2 separate regions of the Homo sapiens genome follow, and region 1 is linked to region 2. Evidence: read pairs that join two places in POLR2A ChIA-PET (ENCODE). Cell type or tissue: A673. All regions are shown on one strand. Links, peaks and the distances in the headings refer to the core of each region. The heading gives the core; the rest is flanking DNA. Region 1 overlaps SSH2 (slingshot protein phosphatase 2). Region 2 overlaps ANKRD13B (ankyrin repeat domain 13B).

Evidence for each region. ChIA-PET counts read pairs that join two places held together with the same protein. Peaks named below come from ENCODE experiments on the same cell type or tissue, not always from the same donor. Only the 100,000 strongest peaks of a DNase experiment are listed, where the experiment ranks them.
Region 1: POLR2A ChIA-PET joins it to region 2 with 13 read pairs; 8 of 35 experiments call an interaction of 5 or more read pairs at or near these places.

Annotation. Positions count from the first base shown.
Region 1 is chr17:29,790,893-29,805,973 of GRCh38, forward strand. It overlaps SSH2 (slingshot protein phosphatase 2), which reads right to left. Exons shown (of 16, transcript NM_001282129.2): 3 at 3,002-3,045. Among named protein-coding and RNA genes, the nearest start is that of SSH2, 130 kb to the right of the region's middle. In A673, for the core only: no CTCF peak of the experiment used is centred there; no DNase peak of the experiment used is centred there.
Region 2 is chr17:29,598,323-29,613,403 of GRCh38, forward strand. ANKRD13B (ankyrin repeat domain 13B) reads left to right here. Exons shown (of 15, transcript NM_152345.5): 2 at 9,420-9,555; 3 at 9,664-9,788; 4 at 9,873-9,918; 5 at 10,529-10,672; 6 at 10,764-10,953; 7 at 11,033-11,099; 8 at 12,363-12,444; 9 at 13,257-13,321; 10 at 13,554-13,684; 11 at 13,794-13,951; 12 at 14,080-14,232; 13 at 14,330-14,493; 14 at 14,565-14,641; 15 at 15,032-15,081. Among named protein-coding and RNA genes, the nearest start is that of ANKRD13B, 13 kb to the left of the region's middle. RefSeq lists a silencer at 14,915-15,081. In A673, for the core only: no CTCF peak of the experiment used is centred there; no DNase peak of the experiment used is centred there; H3K27ac peaks cover 427 bases.

The DNA of each region.
Region 1 (15,081 bases), core at 2,226-10,225, 190 kb after region 2:
TAATTTTTGTATTTTTAGTAGAGACAGGATTTCGCCATGTTGGCCAGGCTGGTCTCAAACTCCTGACCTCAGGTGATCCACCCACATGGCCTCCCAAAGTGCTGGGATTACAGGTGTGAGCCACTGCACCTGGTCTGAAAGATTATTTTTATGACTTTGTCAATAAATGGCATTTGGTTAAGATTTATTATTATTATTATTATTAATTTTTGAGACGGAGTCTTGCTCTGCTGCCCAGGCTGGCGTGCAGTGGCTTGATCTCGGCTCACTGCAACCTCCACCTCCAGGATTCAACCAATTCTCCTGCCTCAGACACCTGAGTAGCTGGACTACAGGCATGCACCACCACACCCGGCTAATTTTTTGTATTTTTAGCAGAGATGGGGTTTCACCATGTTGGCCAGGTTGCTCTTGAACTCCTGACCTCATGTGATCCGTCTGCCTCAGCCTCCCAAAATGCTGGGATTACAGGCATGAGCCACTGCCCCTGGCAAAAATAACAGATTATTAATGCAATGTCTTCTTTGTTACCTGGAACTGGCCTTTAGTTTTAATGATATGCTGTTTACTATTTAATTTCCTACTACAAGCTACATTTGAACCCACAAACTGACAAGATGAGTTCAGGCATGCTTAATGAAATGATTCAATGCTGGTTTATTCTGTGGTGAGTGATGGAGAACTCTGAACAATCTGTAGCAGTCAAACATACAAAAATCAATCTCTTACATACCGTATAGCTACAAGGGGCATTCAACTGGCAGGTAAGATAAGTTTCTTTGCTTCGAGTCGGACTAAAGCCTTTAGATTTAGAAATAGCTTGGCAAACACACTAAATGTAAGACATTATAACAGATTAGCAAATTTTGATTTTTTAATAGTTGCTACTAGGTTTTTTTCATTTCTTATTTTTATAAGTAATCCTCTTGTGAATAGAAGAAGCCTGCAAAAACCCTCTGCTGGTCAAAGTGACAAAGTATTGCCAAAAACTTAAAAACAGGTCTTTATGATTCTTCTTCTTCCTCTTTTTTTTTTTTTTTTTTTTAGTAAGACAGAGTCTCACTTTGTTGCCCAGACTGGAGTGCAGTTGTGTGGTCTCTGCTCACTGCAACCTCCACCTCCTGGGTTCAAGTGATTTTTCTGCCTCAGCCTCCTGAGTAGCTGGGATTACAGGCATGCACCACCATGCCTGGCTAATTTTTTTTTGTATTTTTATTAAAGATGGGGTTTTACCAGGTTGGCCAGGCTGTTCTCAGACTCTTGGCCTACCAAAGTGCTGGGATTACAGGTGTGAGCCACCGCGCCTGGCCTTTATAGTTCTTAATGGCTTGACAATTCAGTACTGTGAATAAGAGAATGACTTCCATTGCCTCATCATTAGGTAATTTTTTGGAACAACATTATTCCAGTGGATATTGAGTCAATATATAAAGCTTGAAATTGACTCAGAGAGCTTTAAATCTGACCTTCTAGAAAATATAAGAATTATTTTTTCATTCTAATGGGAATATGATTACGATGCCTCTGGTACACATTCAGCTAAAATTTATTTTTGGTTTCTACCTCCTTAGCCCTATGCAAAAGAAGGACACTTCTCTTTGCTAAGAGACACGAGAAATTAAGCCTTAAGCCCACAATTTATGTGTTAACAAATCAGGAAAAAAACTACCGATAATCTCAGTTACTGATGAAAAGGAACTATTTTTATATTAAGTTGTAGTTTACAAGAAGGAGGTATATATCAACAAACACCTGATAATAATAATAATAATTTTTATTATTTTTTGTTTGTTCTTGTTTTTGAGACGGAGTCTCGCTCTGTAGCCCAAGCTGGAGTGCAGTGGCGCGATCTCGGCTCACTGCAAGCTCCGCCTCCCGTGTTCACGCCATTCTCCTGCCTCAGCCTCCTGAGTAGCTGGGACTACAGGCACCCGCCACCATGCCCAGCTTATTTTTTGTATTTAGTGGAGACAGGGTTTCACCGTGTTAGCCAGGATGGTCTTGATCTCCTGACCTCGTGATCCGCCTGCCTCGGCTTCCCAAAGTGCTGGGATTACAGGCGTGAGCCACCGCGCCCGGCCTGATAATTATTAAAGCAGCATTCCCTTTAGCCAGCTTCTTCACAATGAGCATGCTTATTGATCCTTTCTCTGTATCATCTAGAATGGCTCATTTGAGTTCAGAGGATACAAGTTTGGTAACATTGAAATGACCATCTAGAACTTACCAGGCCTGTTTCTTGTGGGAGGGAGTTACTTTTAAAAACCCTTAAAGGAGATAAAATAAATGTTATTTTATACTTCCTAGATTTCTCTCACAATTGTTTTCTTTTAATGTTACTGGGTACTGGCACCCTTCTAACAACATGCCCACTATTCCATGAGAAGAGGGTAAAAATATTTCATTGCATTTTAAAAGATTAGGTAGGTTACTCAGTATACTTACTCAGTATACCCTTTGTATAGAAACAAAGTGAAATATTTACCAATCTGCAAGAATTGCCAAAATTTATCAAATATGAATGACAAATTAAGTACAAAACTGAAGGCTGAAATGTTCTTCAGTTGATATTTTCCTGAAAGGTAAGGAAATTTTGCTTTTTTATTACCCCCAAGATAATTCCTTGGATGCTTGGGTGAAAACTGAGCCAAAATTGACCTTTCTGCCTCTTTTTAAACCAATGTACCATTGAAAAATCTTTCTGAGTCAGTAACTGGATTCCTAAAGCATTCGCTCTTACTCTTTTTTTTTTTAAAAAACGGAGGAAGGTCCTGATACGTTGTCTCAAACTCCTGGCCTTAAGCAATCCCAAGTAGCTGGAATTACAGGCACAAAATACCATGCCCAGGTGCAATCTGGTTTCTTGAGAGACCAAGGAAGCACGTTGAAAAACAAGGATAAGCTAATCTGATAAGACTGAAAAAGAATTAGAGAAAAAACAATAACTACTACAAAAATATCCTACAACAAAAATGCCGTAGGATATAATGAACAAACATACCTCCTGGGCTGTGACCGGCATTCTTCCTCCCCACTGTCTGCCTCCTGTATAGACAGAAAATGAAAAAAAAAATTAAAACCTGAGGTTTCATATCATAATATCACTAATATAATTTTACTAAGTTTCACATGTTGTGTACTTGAACTAAATTACTCATGTTGTATACTTGAACTAAATTCTCTTCAAAAAAAGTGACTTCAACCAACCCAGGAAGTTGATGTCAATAGAACTTACTCCTGGAGGTAACTTCAACAGTAGTCCATGAACAAATTTCATTGACAATGAAGTGCTATTCATTAAAACAATTACCTCCAAAAACCAACTAAACATGTTATTTTACTGTTATGCTACTTCAGCTTCAAAACGAGTGGGCATTCTGACTACCACCAATAAATCTCATCAATATAACCTATTAATGATTCTGACCCCCAAAGAACAACCTAAACAATGAACACCACTTAAAAGAGAGTGCTCATGATCAAATCACCATCAACATCAACATAATGGCTACCACTTGTTGAGTACTTACAATGTGCTAGGCACTGTGTTCCTCAATTTAAGTACATTACTGTACTTATTCTTTATAAACCCAGAAGGTTGATGGTACCAATTATTTTTAATTTATTCAAATACACACAGTAACATAGGATAAATCAATGTCATATAAAAGCACTGATGGTTAATGACCCACCCAGGGATGCCAAACAATGATGACAACAAAAAGCACTGAATCATAGTTCAATTACAATATTTATTTCTTCTTAGTGTGGCACATAAAATAATAGAAAGTCTTATAACTTATGTCAATTTAGACTCAATGAATATTTTACAGATGAAGAAGCAAAAGGGAAATAAGCTGTCCAAGGAGACTCATGTGGTAAAGAATTAAAACGAAGAAATATTGACTCCCAGCTAGCTGAAAAAGCTTATCATTTACCTCTCCTTGCCCTGGGTTAAAAATTAGTATATGTTATGATATTATACTGATCTTCACAGAGGCAAGAATATTGACATGAAGGAAAAGTGAGGAAAGATGAAGAGGCTTTTTCTTTAAATTTGCTCCCTGACAATTTGTATTTGTTCTCTCATCACTTTTGCCCTATCTGGCAAACACAGAACTATTAGGTAGAAGGAGAAAAATAATCTCAGAGAATATGTGTACTGTCTGCCCAACAAGTCACCTGCATTTTCATTTATGAAGCCATCCTCATCTACCTTTACATCATTCTGCCTCCTTTCCTGGGCAACCAAGCCTAGCTCTGTAACTTTCATTCCCATGTAGCTGGAATTACAGGCACAAAATACCATGCCCAGCTGCAATCTGGTTTCTTGAGAGACCAAGGAAGCACGTTGAAAAACAAGGATAAGCTAATCTGATAAGACTGAAAAAGAATTAGAGAAAAAACAATAACTACTACAAAAATATCCTACAACATTTCATTATTCATTTCAAACATGTCTTTCTCTCTGTCTCTCTTTTTTTATTTTCCACAAAGGAAGAACAAAACAAAGATTCTGCTTCCAGAAGGAGTACAGGTAGAAAGTGTCATAGTGTATTACACTCTTTGCATATAAGAGAGAGGTTTTAGGTTAGAAAGGTATGCCCTTTAGAGACTGAAAAAAGGTTTAAAATGGGAAAGAGCTGTCTCTAGAATCAATAATCAGAACCTGGAAAGTTTGCAAGAATGAAAATAAAAGACTCAGATAAACAAATGTAAATGTTAGATTTTTGTGCCCAAAGAACTGTAATAAATAGAAATGATTTCCTGGAATATCATTTAACAAAGAGTGCTTCAGTACTGTTATTATTAATAGATCTCAAATTATAATGCAGTCTTCTCACATTTTTTTCCTTATCTTTTTTTTAGACGTTGTCTCACTCTTGTCACCCAGGCTGGAGTGCAGTGATGCGATCTCGACTCACTGCAACCTCCACCTCCCAGGATAAAGCAATTCTCCAGTCTCAGCCTCCCAAGTAGCTGGGACTACAGGTGCCCGCCACCATGCCTGGCTAATTTTTGTATTTTTTAGTAGAGATGGGGTTTGGCCATACTGGCCAGGCTGGTCTCAAACTCCTGAACTCAGGTGATCCACCCCCATCGGCCTCCCAGAGTGCTGGGATTATAGGCGTGAGCCACCGTGCCCGGCCACATTATTTTTTAATTGCATTAAATATTATATAAGAATATGTTTAACATATAAGTTATGAGGTACAATAACAAAATTAATACCTATGAACACCATTCCACCTAAGAGCTATAATAGTACCAACACTGTTGCTTCTGTTTGCCTCTTATTTCCCATTCCTCTTTCTATTATGTGACTACTATCCCAGTTTATACTTTTTTTGTTTCCACCTCATTTTATTATTTAAAAAATTTCAAACATAAAATTGAAAGATCTTATAGCGAACTTGTATATCTACCATCTAGATTGTATCATTAATATTTTCTATACTTTTTTTTGAGACGGAGTCTCGCTCTGTTGCCCAGGCTGGAGTGCAGTGGCGCAATCTCAGCTCACTACAACCTCCACCTCGTGGGTTCAAGTGGTTCTCCTGCCTCAGCTTCCTGAGTAGCTAGGATTACAGGCATGTGCCACCATGGCCTGGCTAATTTTTGTATTTTTAGTAGAGACGGGCTTTCTCCATGTTGGCCAGGCTGGTCTCGAACTCCTGACCTCAGGTGATCCGCCCACCTCGGCCTCCCATGGTCTAGGATTATAGGCGTGAGCCACCATGCCTAGCCAATATTTTCTATACTTTTTAAAAATCATATGTTTATTCATCTATCTGTCCATCTATCCATCTTATTTTTTGGATGCATTTCGATTTAAGTTACTGATATCAGTACATCTGCCTTTAAATGCATAATAATTAATTAGAATTCAGTATTTCTTTATAGTTTTTTCCTTTCTTTTTTTTTTTTTGTTTAGAGATAAGATCTTGCTCTGTCACTTAGGCTGTAGTATGTGCAGTAGCATTATCACAGCTCACTGCAGCCTCAAACTCCTGGGTTCAAGCAATTCTCCTGCCTCTCCCTCCTGAGTAGCTAGGACTACAGATGCACACTGCCAGGCCTGGCTAATTTTGTTCTTTATTTTTAAGTTTTTGTAGATACGGGGTCTCACTATGTTGTTCAGGTTGGTCTCAAACTTCTGGTCTCAAGTGATCTTCCTGCCTTGACCTCCCAGAGTGCTGGGATTACAGGCATGAGCCACCACACCTGGCCAGTTTTTTTTTTTTAAGGTAAAATTTATATACAATGAAATATACAAATCTTAAGTGCGCCATTTAATGAGTTTTGACAAATGTATGTGTCTACGTAATTCAAACTGCTATCAAGAAATGGAACATTTCCATCACCTCAGAAATTTTTCTCACAGCCATTCCCAGTCAAAATGTGGCACCACCCACTCCTGAGGCAACCCTGTTCTGGTTTTCCACCACAGATTTTTGCCATAAAAAATTAGTACACAGGATATGATTCCATTGTTCATTAAATGGGATTATATACTATGTACTACTTTATGGGAAGATTTTTGAAAAATATTCAGCATAATGTTTTCGAGATTCATCCCACGTTGTTGCATAAAATAGCAGTTCATTCCTTTTTATCGCTGAGGATTCCATCACATGAATATACGAGTTCATTTATTTATTCTCTTATTGATGGATACATTTGGGATATTTGAGTTTTTGCCTATCACGAACAAAGTTATTAGCCAGACATGGTGGTTCATGTCTGTCATCCCAGCACTTTGGGAGGCTGACGCAGGAGGATCACTTGAAGTCAGGAGTTTGAGACCAGCCTGGGCAAAATAGCAAGACACAGTCTCTACCAAAAAAATAAAATAGTTAGCCAGACATGGCACCTGTAGTCCTACTCTGGAGGCTGAGGTGGGAGGATCGGTTGAGTCCAGAAGTTTGAAGTTGCAGTGAGCTATGATCACGCCACTGCATTCCAACCTGAGAGACAGAGTGAGACTCTAAAATTAAATAAATAAATAAAGCTATTATATGAATATTCTTTTGTGAAGTTTTTTTTTGGGGGGGATTGACATAAGTTTTTATTTCTTTTGGGTCACAAGACAGAGGCATGTATAGTTTCATATAAAATTGCCAGGTCTTCTCCCAAAGCATTTACACCGCTTTATACCCTCATCAACAATGCGTGAGAGTTATAACTTAACTCTAATTGGCAATTCTTTTCCCCTATGGTTATTGTTTTCAGGTTCTTAAAAACCTTTGCCTACCCTCTAGTCATGAACATATTCTATCATTTTTTCTTTCTTTCTTTTTTGAGAAAGTCTTGTTCTGTTGCCCAGGCTGGAGTGCAGTGGTGGGATCTCGGCTCACTGGGTTCAAGCGATTCTCCTGCCTCAGCCTCCCAAGCAGCTGAGATTACAGGCGTGTACCACCGTGCCCGGCTAATTTTTGTAGTTTTAGTAAAGGTGGGATTTCACCATATTGGCCAGGGTGGTCTCGAACTCCTGACCTCGTGATCTGCCCACCTCAGCCTCCCAAAGTGCTGGGATTACAGGTGTGAGCCACCGTGCCCAGCTCAATCTTTTATATTTTAAAGAATGTCTCTTTAAAGATATCAATAGGCCATATTTTTGGCATATTTGAATTTTTACAGAAAGAACATCATAACCATTATGATTATTATCGTTATGCATATTACATAACCTCATTGAGTGTTTATTCTACACTAACACTGTTCTACAAATGTGAGACAGCATTATAATTATCCCATTTTAGGAATGAAGAAATTGAGGTACAAACTGGTTGTTGCTTTTTGCCCACAGACAGCATTTGAACCTTACTTTATCCATTATGACAATCTTTGCCATTAACTGTGGTGTTTAGTACGTTAACATTTAATATAATTTTTGATATTGTTAGATTTGTGTCCACCATGTTACTATTTATTTTCCGTTTGTCGCCTGTATTTGTATTCCTCTGTTCTACCTTTTCTGCCTTCTTTGGTATTATTTGAATATTTTTTAGAATTTTGTTTTAACTTGCCTATTGGGTCTACCTCTTTGCATTATTTATTCCCTTGTTTTTTAAAAAATTACATATGCCTACATTCTTAAACAATGTATTACTCATTTTTGATTGTTTGAGGGCTTAAAAACTGTGTTATACTGTGTGTAGTTTTCCCAATATGCTTTTTAAAAACTAAATATTATCCTGAAAAGATTCATCTACTTATTACATATAGCTATAGTTCACTCATTTTTGATGGGGTAAAATTCGAATATATCATAGTTTATCCATTCTATTTACATAGACTAGATTGTTTCTATTTTTTTGGTGACATACACAATGCTGCTATCAGCATTCTTGTACGTGTCTTTTGGTGTACATGCAAAATATATCAACAGTATATATACCTATGAGTGAAACTGCAGGGTCATAGAGTAAATAAAGGTTCAACTTTACAAGATAGTACCAAATTATTTTCCAAAGTGGTTGTACTGATTTATACTCTCACCAGAAAGAGTAAGAGTTTTAGTTGATCTAAATTCTAGCCAACACAGGATCATCAGATGTTTTCTATTTTTGCCAGTCTAATGTTTTATCTCATTATGGTCTTAATTTGCTTTGTCTTGAGATTAACTAATGAGGTTGGGCATCCTTTCATAGGTTTATGGGCTACTACTAGTTTCATAGCCTTGCCCTTATTTCTAAAATAAGCACACCAAAAGAAGGATAATTCAAATTATTTTCAGTTTTTTGGTGGATTTTTCTACCTATGAGAATTGTGATGAGAATATGTGGATAAGTAAAAAGCAAAAACACCCCTGATGCTTTCTTATAGGGCACAAGCAGCCAAAACCAGTTATGTCTACAGGGGTGAACTACATTTATTGAGTACTACGATGGGCTAGGTACTTTATATGTTGTTTCACTGAATGGGTACCACACCCTATGGGACTTATTCAAGGTCATAAATGGTGGAGTCAGGATTTGAACGTGGGTCTATCTTTCTGCTATAATCAGCTGCATCTAAACTAAAAATCTTACTTTGATACTTATAACCCAAGATGGCAATTCAGAGGGAGCTGAAGAAGAAGGAATATCTTTTTTCATGGCTTTTAATAAAGTAATATCCTTTGCATCTTTCCTCTATGACTTCTACACTTCAAAGTAGTGCCAAAAGCGTAGAAAATTCCTTTGGCTCCCCCAAAAAGCAAATCAGAACAGTGTTTTTAACACAAGATCCCCAAATAATTTTTTCTTTCTTTATGTTTCAATAGCCAGCCAAATGAATAATTTGCTTTCCCTTCTGTTTACTTCGAAAAAAAAACTTGAGGGAAAAAAAAACTAAGCATATCAAAGCATTGTAGGTCTTAGGGTAAAATGGATTTAAAAGGAATGAAAAAAATGTTCAATTATGTTAATTTCAGCAGAATTCACCGCCAAAAAAGCAAAGACACAACATTTCTTATTTAATAAGAGTAACTATCGGGTAATGCAGTTATCTTGAACAATAGCATTCAAATGGTAGCTGAAGGTGGAATGCTTACCATTCTATTCTAACAAGTGCAGAAACCAGATATAACAGCCTTTCTTGTCAAGTAACTTCACACATTGTTACTGAAAAATGCCAGTCAATCTCTTCAAAACATTGGAAATTACCAGGAGAAAAGTGTAGAGACAGCTCTTAGTTTCTTAGTGAACAGAATAATTTCTGATACATAACGAGAATATCTAAATTAAATAATTAAATAATTAAATAAATTACTAAATGTTTAATTAATTAAACATTTAATTAATTTAATAATTAAATGACTAAATATTTGTTGGCTTTTTTATGATCAAATTTCCAAGAGCCCTATTGTTAAATAGCTTTTAAAGAGTATAATTACTTCTTATGTTCTTAAGAAAAAATTGACCTAGAAACAGTAAGGTATTACATTTAATTTTAGGGTGTTCAGGAACCATTAAGTCTTTTTTTCTTTTTTTTTTTCTTTTTTTTTGAGACAGAGTCTCACTCTGTTACCCAGGCTGGAGTGCAGTGGTGCGATCTCGGCTCACTGCACCCTCTGCCTCCTGGGTTCAAGCGATTCTCATACCTCAGCCTCCCGAGTAGCTGGGATTACAGGTGTCTGCCACCACCCCCTGTAATTTTTGTATTTTTAGTAGAGATGGGGTTTTGCCATGTTGGCCAGGCTGGTCTCAAACTCCTGACCTCAAGTGATCCACCTATCTCAGCCTCCCAAAGTGCTGGGATTACAGGCATAAGCCACCATGCCTGGCTCCATTAAGTATTAATTGAAAGATTAATGCATTCTTATTAATCTGTTTACTACCTGATCATAAAAACAGGTCACTAAATAAAATATGTCTGGAAAATATAGAAGCACTGAAGTAATATTTGCTGAGAAGTAGGCTTGGTGGAGGGAGATGCTGTCAGCCTTGAACACTGGGCTAGCAGAGTGTTAAGCAATATTTTCCCAAATCTTATCATTCAAGATTCTTTACACTTTCTATTTGCTCCAATCCAAGTCATCTCATTTATCATTCTCCAAACGTACCTATTGACTTCCTTTGTTCATGCTGTTGTATCAACCTAGAAAGCCCCTCTCCCCTCTCCTATATTCTTTTCCAGTCTTCAAAGCTAGTTTCAAACACTAGTAGTTTGTGACATTTCTTTTATCACCTGACTGATGCTCTCTGTCTCCCTCCAAACCTAACGGTTGCTGTGCATCATTTTTGCGACACTACCAGTTCTGTTTCTGGGTTACAACTGGGTACTTGTTTTATCTCCCATCATCAGATTGTAATCTCCTTAAGGGCAGGAACTATGCCTCATTGCCCTTTGCATCTCACTCTGTGTTTAGCACAATGCCCTATGTGCAGATGGAACTCAATAAAGGGTCGAATGAGTGACTGGAGCAGCTAACTAATGCCATGTGAATGCTTGAAGCTAACTAGCTATACATTTTCTGCTAGTAAGGACTCTATGCCAGTTACATTTTAGCCTTACCAGGTTAAAAGAATGGTTTTTGTTGCTCAGGAGTAGCCTGTGGCTAAGATCTGGCAGTAATACCTTAATACCTTACCCAAAGACTATCCTTTTGGTTAAGCAGACAGAATCATTTACTTGATCTCAATTTTTAAAACATATTATTTTTTTTGAAAGATGAGGTCTCGCTATGTGCCCAAGCTGGTCTTGAACTTCTAGCTTTAAGCAATCCTCCCACTTCAACCTCCCAAAGTGCTGGGATTACAGGTGTGAGCCACTGCACCCAGCCCATCTGCTCTCAATTATATATTCATTCATTCTCATTCATTCATTCATTCAACATTCATTGACTACCTATTATGTTTTAGATACTAGGCACCAGGGAATGAAAGTAAGCACAACTGTCCTTATTCTTAAACAGTTAGTATTGTAGTGGGGGAGACAGTTCCATAAAACAGAAATTATAACGATATGTCATTTAGGCCTACAGCAAAAGGACATACAAAATGTTATAGAAGCAACAGAGGAAGAAGTGACTAACTATGGTGTTGGGAAATCCTTCACAAAAGTTAATTTTTTGGCCGGGCTTGAACTAGTGGGTTTTTGTCAGATGGAAAATAAGAGTATTGGCCAGGCATGGTGGCTCATGCCTGTAATCTCAGCACTTTGGAAGTCCAAGGTAGGAGAATCCCTTGAGGCAGGAGTTTGAGACCAGTCTAGGACACATAGCGAAACACTGTTTCTACAAAAAAAAAAAAAAAAAAAAGAAAAGAAAAAAAAAGTAAGTAAGAGTATTTCAGGGAGAAGAACAGGCAAAAGAGCTGAAAACTGTAGAAGAATGAGAGTCTGATAAATTTGGGGAAGAGTGAGCAGCTGTGGATTTTTCAAGCAAAGGTACAGGTATTGGGGGTTAAGGCTATCAAGTAATATTACTGTTATGAGTCTGCAATGATGGAAATTCCAAGATAACAGTTCTATGATCAGAAAAGATGGTTATGAATTGTCAATTCACTGGATATCAGATTATCCATCAGTTACCTCAGCCCTTGGAAATAAATGAATAGTAGGAGGTATCTATCAGACAGGAAAAAGGAATCTAGTAGTCTTTCTAAGAGACATATGTGCTTCGAAACTGGAAGAGATAATGCCATGCTTCTGGCTTTTGAAAAAAGCAGATATAAAACACACAGGCTTGAGGAGGAATAAAGGCATCAGGTCTGCCACTTGGCCACTTGAAAGAGAAGGCTTAGATCCACTGCTAGAAACAGAAAAAACAGCTGTTTGGGTTATCTATTGCTTTATAACAAATTACTGCTTTATTATATTTTATGATTTTATGGGTCAGAAATTCAAGCAGCACTTGGCTGGGTGATTCTTCAGTTCTACATGGTATTGCTAAGGGTCATTCAGTGCTATTCAGGTGATATTTAGTTAGCATATGAGCTGGTATGGAGGATCTAAGCAGCTTCATTCACATGTCTAATGTCATAGCCTAGATGGGTGGAAAGCTGGGCTCAACTGGAAATGTAAACTGGAGTGCCTAAACATGATTTCTAATTTATCTTGGGCTTCCTCAAAGCATGGTATCCTCAGGGTTGGTCTTCTTGAATAATGGCTCAGGGCTCCAAAAGGACTAGTCATCCTAAAGGCTAGGCTCAGAGCTGGCATAGTGTCATTTCTGCCACACTTTATTGGTGTACCAAAAAAGTCCAACACAGATTCAAGGAATCTGTGAGAGGAATTAGATTCCCTTCGCACAATAGCAGAAGTAACAAGAATTTGCAGCCATCTTTCGACCCTGGTGATTAATTGAATAAGTAGACAAAATTAACAGGACAGAAAAACAGGTAGTTAATGACAGTGAATGAAGTAGAGCTCCTAAAGCCTAGGGCCATAGAGCTATTTAGGAGGGCAAAGCAGCTAACTCTTAGGTCAGTGCAAGGAGGACTGAAGGCCATATGGATATTTTTACAGGTTAATGTCTATAAAGAAGTGTTCTCTTTATTGGGAGGCTAAGGACAAGAAAGGACCTGCAAGCATGGCAGTAAAGACACACAGTATGGTCCAGGACCAGAGTGAATACCTAGGCACTCATAATCTGAGAAAGCTGGTTTGGAAGAGGCTCAGACATGATCAAATCAGTAGTTCCCATATAATCTGACCTTGTTTTAAAGTCTAATTTAGATCAAGATATATAGTATTGGCTGGAATCAGGAATCAGAGATTCAATTTAATCATATTTTATAGAGATATGACATGCATTAAAGTAAAAACAAAGTCAGAGGATCCTGGAATACTTACAATTAAAATCAAAGTCACATCATGCTCCTATTAATATTATGACAGGGTTTAAGAAACCTTAAATAAACAAACTTTCTTCCCTATAATTTTCAAGCAATAGAAAACCTCTGTGAGACACCTACTATTTCTCTAGTGTTTCTTTTAAACTCCTTTAAAATACAAATAGGTGTGAATCACAGTCAGGATGGTCAGCAACAAGAAAGCGAGCTTGATTAGAATTTTGCTGAAATAGCTTTGATTCTAAAGAAAAAAAAGTCCTTGGACAACAGCTAATTTAAGAGACATCACAGTCCAGTCAATGCCCTATAGAAAAATCTGAGCTCTGGATGTGAAACTGTTACTGGATGTCTTTTGTCTTCAATCCTTATTCCACTTTTTAAAAAGTTATTTAATGTGTGCAACCTAACTCACCCACTTGTGATAATTTCAGAGTTGTTATACAGTCTTTTCTATCACTAGAGATCAAATTCATTGGTTTTAGAAAGCAACAAGTCTTTGTTGTTGTTGTTGTTTTTTGAGCCAGGGTCATGCTCTGTTGCCCAGGTTGGAATGCAAAGGCACGATCATAGCTCACTATAACCTCAAATTCCTGGGTTCAAGTGTTCTCTCGCCTCAGCCTTCATGAGTTCACAAGTAGCCAGGACTATAGGTGCATACCACCACATCTGGCTTTTTTTTTTTTTTTTTTTTTTTTGAAGGGGGAAGAGATGAGGTCTAACTAAGTTGCCCAGGCTGGTCTCGAACTCTTGGCTTCAAGTGATCCTCCCACCTCGGCCTGCCAAAGTGCTAGGGTTACAGATATGAGCTACCACACCTGGCCATAAAAGGCAATAAGTCTTACAGTGTTCTGAACCTGTCACATCTGACAGGCATGCAATATGGAAACTTCACAAGTCACTGGTTACCTCTGGGTCCCTTTTAGAACTTTTTTAGTAACAAAAAGCTCCAGGCCTCATGCCTATAAATTATTATTATTAATATTATTATTATTATTATTTTCGAGATGGAGTCTCATTCTGTTGCCCAGGCTGGAGAGCAGCGGCCTGATCTCGGCTCACTGCAAGCTCTGCCTCCCGGGTTCACGCCATTCTCCTGCCTCAGCCTCCCGAGTATTTGGGACAACAGGTGCCACCACCACGCCCGGCTAATTTTTTGTATTTTTTAGTAGAGACGGGGTTTCACCATGTTAGCCAGGATGGTCTTGAACTCCTGACCTCGTGATCCGCTCACCTCAGCCTCCCAAAGTGCTGGGATTACAGGCGTGAGCCACCATGCCCGGCCCTCATGCCTATAAGTTCTTATTCTTTAGCTCTGACGTTGGTCCGCTGGTGTGCTGGAGCTGGCTAGGTTGTTAGATAACAATTGTTACATTTTTAGGAACCTTGTGAGACACGTCGGTAGCCAAGGCGGATGTGTTTATCAGCAAAATCAGCAAATGCCACACATGAGCCCCTGCTTAGAAAACAGGCTTTTAAACATTTACTAGCATACAACAAGTTGTGGGGCCTCGGAATCAGTACATTAAAAAAGCTCTGTAGATAACTGATAAGCAGTTAAGACTGAAAACCTTTGGCTTAAAGGTTTGGAGAAACAACATCAAAAAGCCCAGGGTACACATAGCCTCTGCCTACTCAAGGTACCTGTGCTAGGTAACCAAGGAGAGCAGTATGATCATAGAAACTCAGCTATCAAAAAAAAAAAAAATTCCCTTCCTAGACTGTAAGCTCTGTAGAGCAGGACTATGTTTTTATAGTGCTAAGCATACAGAAGATGCTCAGTAGATATTAGACAAATTAATAA
Region 2 (15,081 bases), core at 4,842-12,841:
TGGAGTTCATGGTCATGCTTTAAAATATTTAACTGTTGCTAGAAGATGCGTAATGAAAAGCAGTGCTCCTTGCTCCGCCTCTCCCACCTCCCCAGCACTCTGGACTCCTTTTGTCATTTACCTCCCTAATTATAAACAATATATTGTTTATACTGCCCTCTCCCCTCCCCTTCTCCCTCCCTCCCTCCCTTCCCTGCCTCCCTCCCTTTCTCTTTCTTTCTTCTTCTTTTTTTTCTTTTTTCATGAGACAGCGTCTCACTCTGTCACCCAGGCTGGAGTGCAGTAGTGTGATCACAGCTCAGTGCAGCCTCTGCCTCCCAGGCTCAGGTGATCCTCCCATCTCAGCCTCCCAAGGAGCTAGGACTACAGGTGGTGCCACCATGCCTGGCTAATTTTTGTATTTTTTTTTGTAGAGATGGGGTCTTGCCATGTTGCTCAGGCTGGTCTCGAACTCCTGAGCTCAAGTGATCCACCTACTTTGGCCTCCCAAAGTGCTGGGATTACAGACGTGAGCCCCCCGGCATAAACAATATACTTCTGCAATGATTTCTTGGTTAATTACCTTCCCCTCCTTGTGCCCCCTCAGCCTAGTACTCTATGCATTTGTCTAGCAAATATTTATGTGCCAGGTGCTGCCTGGGGAGTGGGGAACCAGCAGTGAACAAAGCAGGCAGGGACCTGGCTGATGGGGCTTCTGTTCGAGGTGCAGGAGGTGCTCAACAGGCACTTGGACGGGCAGTGGATAGAGCCATAGCAGCTGTTACCTCAGATGGGCTGTCAGGGTGGGCTTTTCTAAGGAGGTGACATTTGAGCAGCAGCCTGAGTGAAGGGAGGGAGAAAGCTTTGGGGCTCTCTGGAGGATCCTGGAGAACGTTCCGGGGAAGGCCATTGGCGAAGGGTGGAGCAAATGAGTTCAAAGAGAAGTCTGGGGCCATTGGATTCCCTGCTACCTACGATGGAAAGCCACTGGAAGATTTTGAACTAAAGAGTGTCAGGACCTGAGTAACACTTCACAGGGTGACTTTAGCTGCCATAGGTGAGGTGGACAATAGAGCCTGGCAACCGGGGAGCAGCAAAGAGGCAGTAGGGGGCTGCCAGTGAGAGATGGGGGGGCAACAGCTGCAAGGTAGTGGAAACTGGGCGGCTTCTAGGTCTGTTTTGGAGGCAGAGCCTACAAGTTTTTCTGATGGGTTAGATGTGGAGGGTGCGGGAAAAAGAAGAGATGTAGACAGTTTTAAAGTTGGTTTTTTTTTCCACCTGAAAATGCAGTAAATCCAGGTGATGTTTACTGTTTATGGGGGCAGGTGCAGCTGTCCAGGAATGCAGAAAACAAGGAAAAGTTAAGAAAGTCACTTCCAGAATGAAGAAGGCAAGAGAAAGGGCAGGAGACGTCATGGAAAGCCAGGCTGTCCCATTTTGTTTCATGAATTCAATGATCTTTTTATATTTTTCCTGAGGATGTAAATTACTGTTTTCCCCCAAAGAGTTTTCTTTTATTCCCTGCATCAAGAGAATTTCCTCTGGGTTCTTAGCATCTAATTTGTTTTTTTTTTTTTTTTTTTTTTTTTTTTTGATACGGAGTCTCGCTCTGTCCCCCGCGCTAGAGTGCAGTGGCGCAATCTCGGCTCACTGCAAGCTCCGCCTCCCGGGTTCACACCATTCTCCTGCCTCAGCCTCCCGAGTAGCTGTGACTACAGGCGCCCGCCACCACGCCCAGCTAATTTTTTGTATTTTTAGTAGAGACGGGGTTTCACCGTGTTAGCCAGGATGGTCTCGATCTCCTGACCTCGTGATCCGCCCACCTCGGCCTCCCAAAGAGCTGGGATTACAGGCGTGAGCCACTGCACCCAGCCGTCTTAGCATCTAATTTGTATGTTTTGGTTTATTTCACATGGGAAGCTTTCATCAAGTGTCCAGTTTCTCCTGGCTGTTGGGTCATATTTAAGAATGGGGCTGGGGAGCTCAGGGATGTGTGGGTGCTACTGTAAGGTGATCAGGTGGCAGGCTGGCCTGTTCATTGTAGGGTCACCAGATGTCTGTATTCTGAGGTCTTTGGGACAACTTCCTACTCGGGTAGATAGGGTGGTGGTGGTGTGACCTGGCTGCCAGTGGTTCAGGACCCAGGTAGGGAAGGGGCTGGGGTTTCACGGATCACTGGCTTTCAGCACCATACCTCATCCTCTGCTGTGGCCAATGCTCCTGAGTCCAGAGCATCTCATGCCCAATTTCTACAAAGAATAAACCCCTGGTGTCCTGTGGTGAGGAAGGGGGGCATCTCCCAGCTTAATGAGGCTGGGAAGGGGACCAGGGGATCCTGAATTGTAACCAGCCTCCCTGCACTCAGCTCTAGCTTCACCTCCACCTCTGCCATCCCCATTGCCTGCAGGTCCTACCTACACCTTTCAGGGGGGCTGGGGGTCACCTGGCTTGCTCCTTATGTGGACGTTTCCCTCTGTGGCTGCTTTAGTTTCAGCTTCCTCTGCTCCCCTAAGTCAGTTGTGAGGCCCCAGCCACTTTCCATGTTCTAAAGTTGTGTTGAAGTTTCTCATCTGCTGACATCTCTTCTCTTTATTCTTGTGGGTTTTAAATATTTTACTGACTTTTTTTTTTTTTTTTTTTTGAGACAGGGTCTGGCTTTGTTGCCTAGGCTGGAGTGCAGTGGGATGATCTCTGCTCACTGCAACCTCTGGCTCCCTGGCTCAAGGGATCCTCCCACCTCAGCCTCCCAGTAGCTGGGACGATAGGCATGCACCACCACGCCTGGCTAATTTTAGTATTTTTTTGTAGCACAGAGTTTCACCACATTGCCCACGCTGGTTTCAAACTCCTGGGCTCAAGTGATCTGCCCACCTCGGCCTCCCAAAGCTTACAGGCATGAGCCACTGCGCCCAGCCTGACATTCTTTTTTTTTTTTTTTGAGACAGAGTCTCTCTCTGTCACCCAGGCTGGAGTGCAGTGGTGCGATCTCTGTTCACTGCAACCTCCACCTCCCAGGTTCAAGCGATTCTTGTGCCTCAGCCTCCCTAGTAGCTGGGATTACAGGAATCCCCCACCACGCCCAGCTAATTTTTGTATTTTTAGTAGAGATGGGGTTTCACCATGTTGGCCAGGCTGGTCTCAAACTCCTGACCTCTGGTGACCTGCCCGCCTCGGCCTCCCAAAGTGCTGGGATTACAGGCATGAGCCACTGTGCCTGGCCTCCTGACATTCTTATACATTTAACATTTTTTGGCACTCTTCAATCCTTTGTACAGATTCAAGTTTCTATCTGGGATCATTTTCTTTCCACCTGAAGAACTCCCTTTAACATTTCCTGCACATCTGGCAATAAATTCCCTTAGAATTTGTTTGTCTGCCAACATATTTATTTCTTCTTCAGTTTTGAAGAATATTTTCACCGGGTATGGAATTCTAGGTCAATACCAGTCATACTGGATTAGAGAAAAAAAAAAAAAGAATTCTAGGTTGAAAGTTTTTGTTTTTGTTTTTTTCCCCCAGCACTTTAAAGATTTCATTATATTGTTTCCTGGCTTACATAGTTTCTGATGAGAAGAATATAGTATTTCCTGTATCTGTTCTTCCATACATAATGGACCTCATTTCTTTGAATGCTTTTAGGATTTTCTTTTTACCACTAGTTTTCAGCATTTGATTATGATGGACCTTGGTGTAGTTTACTTCGTGTTTGTCTTACTTGGGGTTCATTGAATTTCTTGGTTCTTGGCTTTATCTTGGTATTAGTTTCCACAACAAATTACTACAAACTAGGTGGGTTAAAACAACAAATATTTGGCCGGGTGTGGTGGCTCACGCCTGTAATCCCAGCATTTTGGGAGGCCGAGGCGGGCGGATCACGAGGTCAGGAGATCGAGACCATGCTGGCTAACACGGTGAAACCCCGTCTCTACTAAAAATACAAAAAATTAGCCGGGCGTGGTGGTGGGTGCCTGTAATCCCAGCTACTTGGGAGGCTGAGGCAGGAGAATGGCGTGAACCGGGGAAGCGGAGCTTACAGTGAGCTGAGATCACGCCACTGCACTCCAGCCTGGGCGACAGAGTGAGATTCCATCTCAAAAAAAAAAAAAAAAAATTTATTCTGTCACAGTTCGGGAGACATAAATACAAATTTGAGATGTTGGCAGGGTGGCAGTCCTTCCAAAGGCTCTAGGGAAGAGTCCTGCCTTGTCTCTTTCAGATTCTGGTGACTGGGCCACAACCCTCTTGGCTTGTGGCTGCAGAACTCTAGTCTCTGCCTCCGTCTTCACATGGCCTTCCCACCTCTCTGAGTGTCTTAGAAAGACACCTGTCATTGGATTTAGGGCCCCCTGGGTGATCCAGGATTATTTCATCTTGAGATCCTTAACTTAATTATGTCTGCAAAGACCCTTTTTTGAAATAAGGTCTCATTCATAGGCTGTGAGGGTCAGAATGTGATGTGGACATGTCTTAGGAGGGGCACCATTCTTCAACCCACCATAGTAGTTTTTATCAAGTTTGGAAAAATTTTGGACGTTCTTTCTTTCTTTTATTATTTATTTACTTATTTTGAAATGGAGTCTCCCTCTGTCGCCCAAGCTGGAGTGCAGTGACACGATCTCGGCTCATTGCAACCTCCCCTTCCCGGGTTCAAGCGATTCTCCTGCCTCAGCCCCCAAGTAGCTGGGACTACAGGTGCCCACCACCACGCCTGGCTAATTTTTGTATTTTTAGTAAAAATGGGGTTTCACCATATTGGCCAGGCTGGTCTCAAACTCCTGATGTTGTGATCCACCCGCCTTGGCCTCCCAAAGTACTGGGATTACAGGCGTGAGCCACCGCACCCGGCCTATTTCTCTAAATTTGTCTTATTTGTCCTACTTCTTTATTCTGTCCTTTGGGATTCCAATAGATATATGTTACAATGCTTGATAATGTCTTACAGATTATGAGGCTCCATAGAGACAGGGTCTTGCTCTGTTGCCCAGGCTGGAGTGCAGTGGCGTGATCATAGCTCACTGCAGCCTCGAACTCCTGGGCTCAAGGGATCCTCCTGCCTCAGCTTCAGAGGAGCTGGGACTACAGCTGCTTGCCACCATGCCCAGCTAATGTAAAAGTTGTTTTGTTTTGTTTTGTTTTGTTTGTAGAGACAGAGTCTTGCTGTATTGCCTGGGCTGGTCTTAAACTCCTGAACTCAAGCCAACCTCCCGCCTTGGCCTCCAAAAGTGCTGGGACTATAGAAGCCCAGCCAACTTTATTTTTCAGTACTGTTTTTCTCCTCTGTGCTTCAGTTTGGAAAGTTCTATTGCTGTCTTCAAATTCACTGATTTTTAAATTGTGCAGTGTCTAATCTGCTGTTATTTCCATTCAGTGAATTTTTCATTTCAGTTACTGTACTTACTATCTTTAGATGGTCCACTGGGTTCTTTTTTATACCTCTCATTCCTCTCCTCATGAACATCTTTTTCATGTTTTTCTTTAAACTCTTGAGTATATTGAGCCATCTATCATCTTTATCATTTCTGAGTTTTGTTTCTATGAAATTATTTTTCTCCTGATTATAGGTTATATTTTCTTTCTTTTTTTTTTTTTTTTGAGATGGAGTCTCTCTCTCTGTTGCCCAGGCTGGAGTGCAGGGGCGCCATCTCGGCTCACTGCAAGCTCGATCTCCTGACCTCGTGATCCACCCGCCTCAGCCTCCCAAAATGCTGGGATTACAGGCTCACGTGAGCCACCGCACCCTGCCTATAAGTTTTATTTTCCTACTTTTTGGCATATCTAGTAATTTTTAACTGAATTTTGGACATTGTAAATATGATGTTAAGCATCTGGATTTGTTATTGTTCTTTAAAGAGTGTTGGGCTTTGTTCAGGCAGACTAGGTAAATTACTTGCAAATCAGTTTGACCTTTTTGAGGCTTTTTTTTTTGAGACAGAGTCTTGCTCTGTCACCCAGGCTTGAGTGCAGTGGGGCAATCTCAGCTCATTGCAGCCTCAACCTCCTGGGCTTAAGGGATCCTCCTGCCTCAGTCACTGAGTAGCTGAGGCTACAGGCACATGCTACCATACCTGGCTAATTTTTTGTATTTTTTGTAGACATGGGGTTTTGGTATGTTGCCCAGGCTGGTCTTGAACTCCTAGGCTCAAGTGATCTGCCTGCCTCAGCCTCCCAAAGTGCTGGGATTAGAGGTGTGAGCCACCGTGCCTGGCCTTTGATGCTAATTTTTCTTTTTCTTTTTCTTTTCTTTTCTTTTTTTTTTTTGAGATGGAGTCTTGCTCTGTCACCCAGGCCAGAGTGTAGTGGTGCAGTCTTGGCTCACTGCAACCTCCGCCTCCTGGGTTCAAGTGATTCTTGTGCCTCAGCCTCCTGAGTAGCTGGGATTACAGGCACCCATCACCAAGCCCGGCTAATTTTTTGTATTTTTAGTAGAGATGTGGTTTCGCCATTTTGGCCAGGCTGGTCTTGAACTCCTGACCTCAGGTGATCTGCCCGCCTCCGCCTCCCAAAGTGCTGGGATTACAGGCATGAGCCACTGCACCCGGCCTGAGGCTAATTTTTAATCTGTTAGGGTGGGTCTAGGTGAGCCTTTTCTCTAGGGATAGTTTAGCTCTACTGCTAAGGCATAACCCTTCTGAGGTCTGATTAAATATGCATCTCCACTCTAGGAGGCTGGAGCTTGATTATCTCCTTGCTTTTGGTGAGCTCTGAGAATTTACCATTTTATTGCTCCTTTTTGTGTGGTCTTACTGAGTTTCACTATACACATGTGAAGTTTAGTATTCAGGAAGACTTGAAGAGACCCCTATGCAGATTTCTGGAGTTTTTTGAGTAGTTTACTCTTTTCCAGAACTGTGCTCTGCTGCAACCTTTAATACCTTGGCTTCCCTGAATCCTGTCTCCATCTTCTCAACTCAGGAAGAGCACCATGCTCTGCTCGGGCTTCCCCTCCTTGAATTACAGTCTGGAATGTTCCTCCAGGCAGAAATCCAGGGATGTTACAGAGCTCACCTTGTTCATTTTCCTTACTTCAGGGATCACAGTTCTGGACTTCTAAAAACAGCTATTTCTCTTTACATATATTTTCTATATAGAGAAATATATATATATACACACACAAACACACACACACACACACATACACACACACATATATATATACACACACACGCATATGTATATATATATTTGAGACAGCGTCTCACTCTGTTGCCCAGCCTGGAGTGCAGAGGTGTGATGATACCTCACTGCAGCCTCAACCTCCCAGGCTTAAGCGATCCTCCCACCTCAGCCTCTGAGTAGCTGGGACTACAGGCACAGGCCATCATACCCGGCTAATTCTTTTGTATTTTTTGTAGAGATGGGGTTTTGCCATATTGCCCAGGCTGATCTCTAACTCCTGGGCTCAAGCAATCCGCCAACCTTTGCCTCCCAAATTGCTGGGATTACAGGGGTGAGCCTCTGTGCCCAGCCTTCATATATTTTGCAGCAATAATTTTCTCATTGTTTATGGTGGCAGAGTAATTTCATTTATTATGGTAGGAGTAGAAGCCTTTTTACTGGCGTTTTAATCAAGTTCAGAGAAGAGGAGGGAGTTACATGCATGTGGTCAGTTCACTGTTCCTTTTTTTTTTGAGACGGAGTTTTGCTCTTGTCGCCCAGGCTGGAGTGCAGTGGCATGATCTCGGCTCACTGCAACCTCCGCCTCCCGGGTTCAAGCGGTTCTCTTGCCTCAGCCTCCTGATTAGCTGGGATTACAGGCATGGGCCACCACGCCTGGCTAATTTTGTATTTTTAGTAGAGATGGGGTTTCTCCATGTTGTCAGGCTGGTCTCGAACTCCCAACCTCAGGTGATCTACCCGCCTCGGCCTCCCAAAGTGCTGGGATTACAGGCGTGAGCTACCGCGCCTGGCCTGTCAGTTCACTGTTCTTAACCAGAAGTCCTAGACTCTCGAAATATATTTAAATACTTATGCTTAAGACCGGGCGTGGTGGCTCACGCCTGTAATCCCAACACTTTGGGAGGCCAAGGCAGGCGAATCACTTGAGGTCAGGAGTTAGAGACCAGCCTGGGCAACATATCAAAACCCCGTCTCTACTAAAATACAAAAATTAGCCTGGCATAGTGGTGCTCGCCTGTAATCCCAGCTACTCAGAAGGCTGAGGCACAAGAATCGCTTGAACCTGGGAGGCGGAAGTTGCAATGAGCCAAGATGGCACCACTGCACTCTAGCCTGGGTGACACAGTGAGACTCTGTCTCAAAAAACAAACAAACAAACAAACAAACAAAACTTACGTTTAACAAACATGCTTTCTAAGCCAGGTGCAGGGGCTTGTAATCCCAGCTGCTTGGGAGGCTGAAACAGGAGGATTGCTCAAGCCTAGGAGTTTGAGACCAGCCTGGGTGACATAGTGAGACCCTGTCTCAAGTAAAAAAAAAAAAAAAAAAAAAAAAAAAAAAAATCTTTTGTCTGGGCACTGCGGCTCACACCTGTAATCCCAGCACTTTGGGAGCCCGAGCCAGGTGGATCACCTGAGGTCAGGAGTTCAAGACTAGCCTGGCCAACATGGTGAAAACCCATCTCTACTAAAAATACAAAAAATTAGCCAGACGTGTTGGCGAATGTCTGTAATCCCAGCTACTTGGGAGGCTGAGGCAGGAGAATCGCTTGAACCTGGGAGACGGAGGTTACAGCGAGCTGATATCACGTCATTGTACTCCAGCCTAGCCAACAGAGTGAGACTCCGTCCCCCCAAAAAAAACACAAAAAAAAACCCCAAAAAAAGCTTTTATCACTTTTATCACACAACAGAAATCTCATGCAATGTAATCATGTTATTCACAAAATTATAGGATTTGTACAAATTTTAATGCATAGTGTCCCACAAGCACAGGACATGGTTGTGAAATTGTATTAATACCATGAACTTGTTATTTCATTCCTGTCTGTGTATTACTGTAACCGTTTGTTAAACCTCACTCAGTGATAATGTCAGTGATCTAAATTGGTAGCTCTTCCTGAAGGTGGCCTGGGACCCTTAGGGTAGGTCTGGTCCCAGGTGAGCTCCTTGGCCAACAGCCTCTTTGCCACCCCACTTCAGTCCCAGGCTTATTCTTGGCAGGCAGGCCACTGGGCCCTGGAGGAGAGGACCCAGCCAGGGGCCCTTGGTGGACAGGAAGGGAGGAAGCCCTCCCTCTTCCAGAGTTACTTTCTGTCCTGTCTTCTAAGCCCCTTTCCATCCACGTGTCTGTCTTTCCGTTGCTCATAGTGTCTGTCTTTCCGTTGCCCATAGTGTCTGTCTTTCCGTTGCCTTGTGAGGTTGGTGAGGCAGAGCAGCCCCAGCAGGGGGTGGGGGTTGCTGCCTGCTCCAGGGCTGTCTGGCTCCGGAGGGCTGCCTCCGACGTGACTGGGGCTTTATCTTCCACTCCTCCTCCTCCTCCAGGTGGACATCGAGCAGCTGGATCCCCGCGGCCGGACTCCCCTGCACCTGGCCACCACGCTGGGGCACCTTGAGTGTGCCCGTGTGCTCCTGGCGCACGGCGCAGACGTGGGCAGGGAGAATCGCAGCGGCTGGACAGGTGGGCAGCCCTGCTCACCCCAGCCCCACAGCCGGGGCCTCCCCAGCATCATAGACCTATGGTTGGCTGAAGGGTCCTGCCCTGTGACCTTGCCTCGCCCTCCCCCAGTGCTCCAGGAGGCTGTGAGTACCCGGGACCTGGAGCTGGTGCAGCTGGTGCTTCGGTACCGGGACTACCAGCGGGTGGTGAAGCGGCTGGCGGGCATCCCCGTGCTCCTGGAGAAGCTGCGCAAGGTGAGGCCCAGCCTCTCAGCCTCCACGGGAGCCCTTGAGCCCTTCTCCAGTGCAGACTTAGCCTCTCTCCCCTTCGTCCTCCAGGCCCAGGACTTCTACGTGGAGATGAAATGGGAGTTCACTAGCTGGGGTAAGCGGGCTGCAGCAGGTCGCTTCTGGGCTCTCCCACTTTAGGTCCTGCGCTTGCTCCCCTGCCTGGAATGTGTTCTCATAGTTCTTCCGGCGGTTCCCTCTATGCCTTAGCTCAGCTCAGGGCCACCGCCTCAGCTAGGCCTTTCCAGATTGCCCCAGATACTGTCTTGACTCCATTATTATTCTCTTCACTCTGTCATGATTTGCTTACTGTATTCATGACCTGCCGCTCCTTGTTAGAAGGTAAGCTCTGAGAGGGCAGGAGTCCTGTCTTTTTCACTGTTGTATTCCCAGTGGCTGGAACACTCAGTAGGTGTTTCATAAATATTTGTTGAAAGAATGGATGAAAGAGTGAGTGAGTGAATTAACAAATGATGGACACTAGGGACTTAGTGGTGACAGAAACATGCCCGTCCCGACCTCAGGTTGCTCTTCTGTGTGAGTATGGTCTACACTGGCCAGGGAGGGGGTTTTGGAGGAGAGGCTGCTCTCTCTTCAGTTCCCTCCCCTGTTCCTGGCCACACGGATCCCAAACCCCATGCCCTGAGCTGGTCCAGGCCGTGTAGGCCAGACCAGTCAAAGCCACCTCCAACCTCCGCTTCCACCAGTGCCCCTGGTGTCCAAGATCTGCCCTAGTGACACCTACAAAGTGTGGAAGAGCGGCCAGAACCTGAGGGTAGACACCACACTCCTGGGCTTTGACCACATGACCTGGCAGCGAGGGAACCGCAGCTTTGTCTTCAGGGGCCAAGGTCAGGCAGGCAGGAAGTGGGGCAGGGTGGGGACGATGGGAGGCAGCCCCAGGCCACCCCTGATCCCCCTGTGCTGTTCCGTGTCTGGCAGACACAAGCGCCGTGGTCATGGAGATTGACCACGACCGCCGGGTGGTGTACACAGAGACTCTGGCACTGGCTGGGCAGGACCGGGAGCTGCTGCTGGCTGCTGCTCAGCCCACTGAGGAACAGGTGCTGAGCCGGCTTACCGCGCCCGTCGTCACCACTCAGCTTGACACCAAGAATATCTCCTTTGAGAGGTGGGTGGACATGGCCTTGGTCACCCTTGAGCCAGCCCGGTGGGGTGCCTGCCTCACCTGGACCACTCTGCTTCCCCAGGAACAAGACTGGCATCCTGGGCTGGCGCAGTGAAAAGACGGAGATGGTGAATGGGTATGAAGCTAAGGTGAGGCTGCAGCTCCCAGCTGCCAGCCCAGCTGCACTCTTGCCTACAGCAAGCTGTACAGGGGATTCTGACCTCCCTTCCCCAGCCCTGGAGGTACAGAAGCAATGCAGCGTGGTCAAGCACTTATATTTGGGTTCAAGGCACTTCTCTGGTGTTTTATATGGATGTATGGATGTATACACAGGGCACGTGCACACGCACACACACACACACATTTATTCCTCACAGCAACCCTTTCTGGTAGGTGCTGTTCTGTTAGTATTCCCATTTTACGCATGTTTATTGAGTCCTTTCCTTGGCATCCCATTTACTCTTCACAACAACCCCAGGAAGTAGGGATGATCGGTCCATTTTATGATGAGGAAATAGAGGCTTAGAGTGGTTCTGTGACCTGTACAAGGTCACACAGCTGTTAAGTGGCAGAGTTGGGGTTCAGATCCTGGCTGGCCTGACCCTAGAGCCAGGCCTTTATCCCTAAAAATGACTGCCTGGCTGGGCATGGTGGCTCATGCCTGTAATCCCAGCGCTTTGGGAGGCCGAGGTGAGCGGATCACCTGAGGTCAGTTCGAGACCAGCCTGGCTAACATGGTGAAACCCCGTCTCTACTAACAATACAAAAAATTAGCCGGGTGTGGTAGCAGGCGCCTGTAATCCCAGCTACTCGGGAGGCTGAGGCAGGAGAATTGCTTGAACCTGGGAGGCGGAGCTTGCAGTGTGCAGCGATCCCGCCACAGCACTCCAGCCTGGGCAACAGAGCGAGACTCCATCTAAAAAAAAAAAAAAAAAAAGGCTCTGCCTGTTACTCTGGGACCCCTATGTTGCCCACGACATGAAAGCAGGAACTAACAAATGCCATGGGTTTTGTGTGTGGCATCTCCTCTGAAAGCCTCCCCTGCTTCTGTAGTCTGGGAAGGCCTCTGTGCTACCCCCACCAGTGCATGGACCATGCTGTTATAACTCCATTTTATTGTCTCCTTATAGAGATTGTAAGTCTCAGGAGGGCAGGGATCATGTTTGGCTTGTTTACTGTATCCCTGATGCCTACCTCAATGCCTGGCACATAAAGGCTCCTCAAAAAATGTTTGTTGAATGAATAAGTGAATGAATGAATGAATGAATGACCTCATATATTCACTTACCCAAAAGCCTGAAGCAGAGTCTCTCCAGGACCCTTTGCTACAGGGAGTGTTCCCAGTGCCCTTAGGGGTAAGACACAGGGTAAGACCAGAACTGCTTATGAGCCCTTTCTTCATCTGTCCCCAGGTGTATGGGGCATCTAACGTGGAGCTCATCACCCGCACACGGACAGAACATCTTTCAGAACAGCACAAGGGCAAGGTCAAAGGTAATGAGGCAGAGCTGGATGGGGAGAGGTGTTGCAGGACTGCGGGAACCAGCTCCCACTTCAGTGCTTCCATCAGTATTCCCACTGGCATCCTAGCAAGAGGCTGGATGCTTTATTCAGGCCGATAGATTTCAATTCAGGTGCCAAGCCCTAAGGATGGGTAGTGGCTGCCTAGAGTACTAAGAAGTTTCTAAGGACTCATCTGGGTTCAGTGGAGAGCCATGCTGCAAGTGATTACTAATGTTGCTGTTGAATTTGGGAGAGGAGAGAAATGCCATGTATGCCATTTATTGGCCATTCTAGTCTAGTGGGACATATCCTAGGTAGAAAGTCAGGGGACCTTGCCACAGATTCTGTATGCCCATTGATGCCACACCTGATTCTCTGGGTACCAGATACCGTGTCCGAGGTGAAAAAGCATAATTTCTACCTCACAGGGGAACAACATGAAATCATGCCTATGGAAGTGCCTGAAGCAAACACACACACGCACATGCACACCCCACAGTGCCTGCCGGGGCAGGCGTTTTACTGTCCAGGGTCACCGAGCTGGAGAGGAGCACTTTTGGAAGTTGCTTCTGACCTCTAGGCCTTCCTTTTAGTGTTTTAAGCTGTGCTCACAGAGGCCCTGGCCCCTGGTCCTTGAAGCACTCAGTCCCCTTCAGGTGAAGGTGCCTGAGTATGTGGTTGGGTGAGCAGGCCCCACCCCAGGAACCGGCCTCCTCCCTAGGTCTTGGGTGCTGTCACCTCTGATGAGGTGCCCAGGTGTGTGTGGAGTTGCGGTGTCCTCTGAGATGCCACATTTCTTGTAGGCTGTAAGACACCTTTGCAGTCCTTCCTGGGAATCGCTGAGCAGCACGGGGGCCCCCAAAATGGGGTGAGTGTGTGCAGGGGTACCCGTAAGTGGAGGGATGTGGATGTGGCTCAGGAGGAGGCTTGGGAAGCGTCCTGCTTAGCATGGCCTATGTGGACCTCCTTTCCACAATGCCCAAGGCCATGTCAGCGCCACACTGGCAGAGGGGACAGCTTGGGGGCCTTGTGACAACAAATGAGTTGGCCTGGCATTAGGAACTGAGGGGAGCTCCTGGGCCCCTCCCCATGTGGTACAGACCCTGATCACTCAGACTCTGAGCCAAGCCAACCCCACTGCCATCACTGCAGAAGAATACTTCAACCCCAACTTTGAGCTGGGCAACCGTGATATGGGCCGCCCCATGGAACTGACCACCAAGACACAGAAGTGAGGCCCCTGCCGGTGCTGGGAAGGTGGGGGGCCGGGGCTCCAGGAGATGCTGGGAGGCCATGGCTTCCTGCAGTGTCCCTTACCCCTTGGGATCTGGTGGGGGCAGGTTCAAGGCCAAGCTGTGGCTGTGTGAGGAGCATCCCCTGTCCCTGTGTGAGCAGGTGGCCCCCATCATTGACCTCATGGCCGTCAGCAATGCGCTTTTTGCCAAGCTCCGGGACTTCATCACCCTGCGTCTGCCTCCTGGCTTCCCAGTTAAGATTGGTGAGACCGCACGGCCATTTCTCCTGAGCCCGTGGCGGGCCGACCGGGGTTTAGATGAGGTCGGGGTGGGGCTGAGGCTGAGGTGTGAGGGGCTGAGTGGTGGCGCCTAAAGGTTTCCTCATCCTCAGAAATCCCGATCTTCCACATCCTCAACGCCCGCATCACCTTCGGGAACCTCAACGGCTGCGACGAACCGGTGCCATCGGTGCGAGGCAGCCCCAGCAGCGAGACGCCTTCCCCAGGCAGCGACTCCTCCAGCGTCAGCAGCTCCAGCTCCACGAGTGAGGCCCCCCGCGAGAACGCCTGCCCCTCGGCTCTCCCCGGGGTGGGTGGGAGGGGCGCGCCCGGCCGTGCCTGACCCAGCCCCCGCGCCCCCAGCCTCCTGCCGCGGCTGCGAGATCTCCCCAGCGTTGTTCGAGGCCCCGCGCGGCTACAGCATGATGGGCGGCCAGCGGGAGGCGGCGACCCGGGACGACGACGACGACCTGCTGCAATTCGCCATCCAGCAGAGCCTGCTTGAGGCGGGCAGTGAGTATGACCAGGTGCGTCTCCGCGGGCGCGCGGGGCCACGGGACTCCGCGCCGCCACGGCTAACGCCCACGCCTCCCCGCAGGTCACCATCTGGGAGGCGCTAACCAACAGCAAGCCAGGCACCCACCCCATGTCCTACGAGGGTCGCCGACAGGACAGGTCAGTGCCCGCTGGGCCGGAGAGAATCCTCCGGAGAGGATCCTGTCTCCCCTAAGCCAGGACACAGCCGGAGAACCCGCGGGGCCCTCGGCAGGGACCCTCCTGGTATCGGGATGGCTTCTGCCACCACTCCTGCCTCCGAGGCGGCAGGCAGGGGTCAGGGATCCAGGCTTCACCGCGGAGTTCAGACTCTCCCCAGGCATTGACGGGGAGAACTTGGTAGGGTCTGGGCTCCGCCACGACCAGGTGGGGGCCAGGACGCCGCGGGACTGACCGCCTCCACTAGAGGGTGGTGGCCGCGGGCCGCCCTGGAGCCTCCACGCCGTGTCCCGGCCCCGGCCGGTGGGTGGGTGCGCCCGGGAGCCCGCGACATTCCTTCCCCACCCCCAGGAGCGCCCCGCCCACGCCGCAGCGCCAGCCTGCGCCCCCGGCGTCAGTGC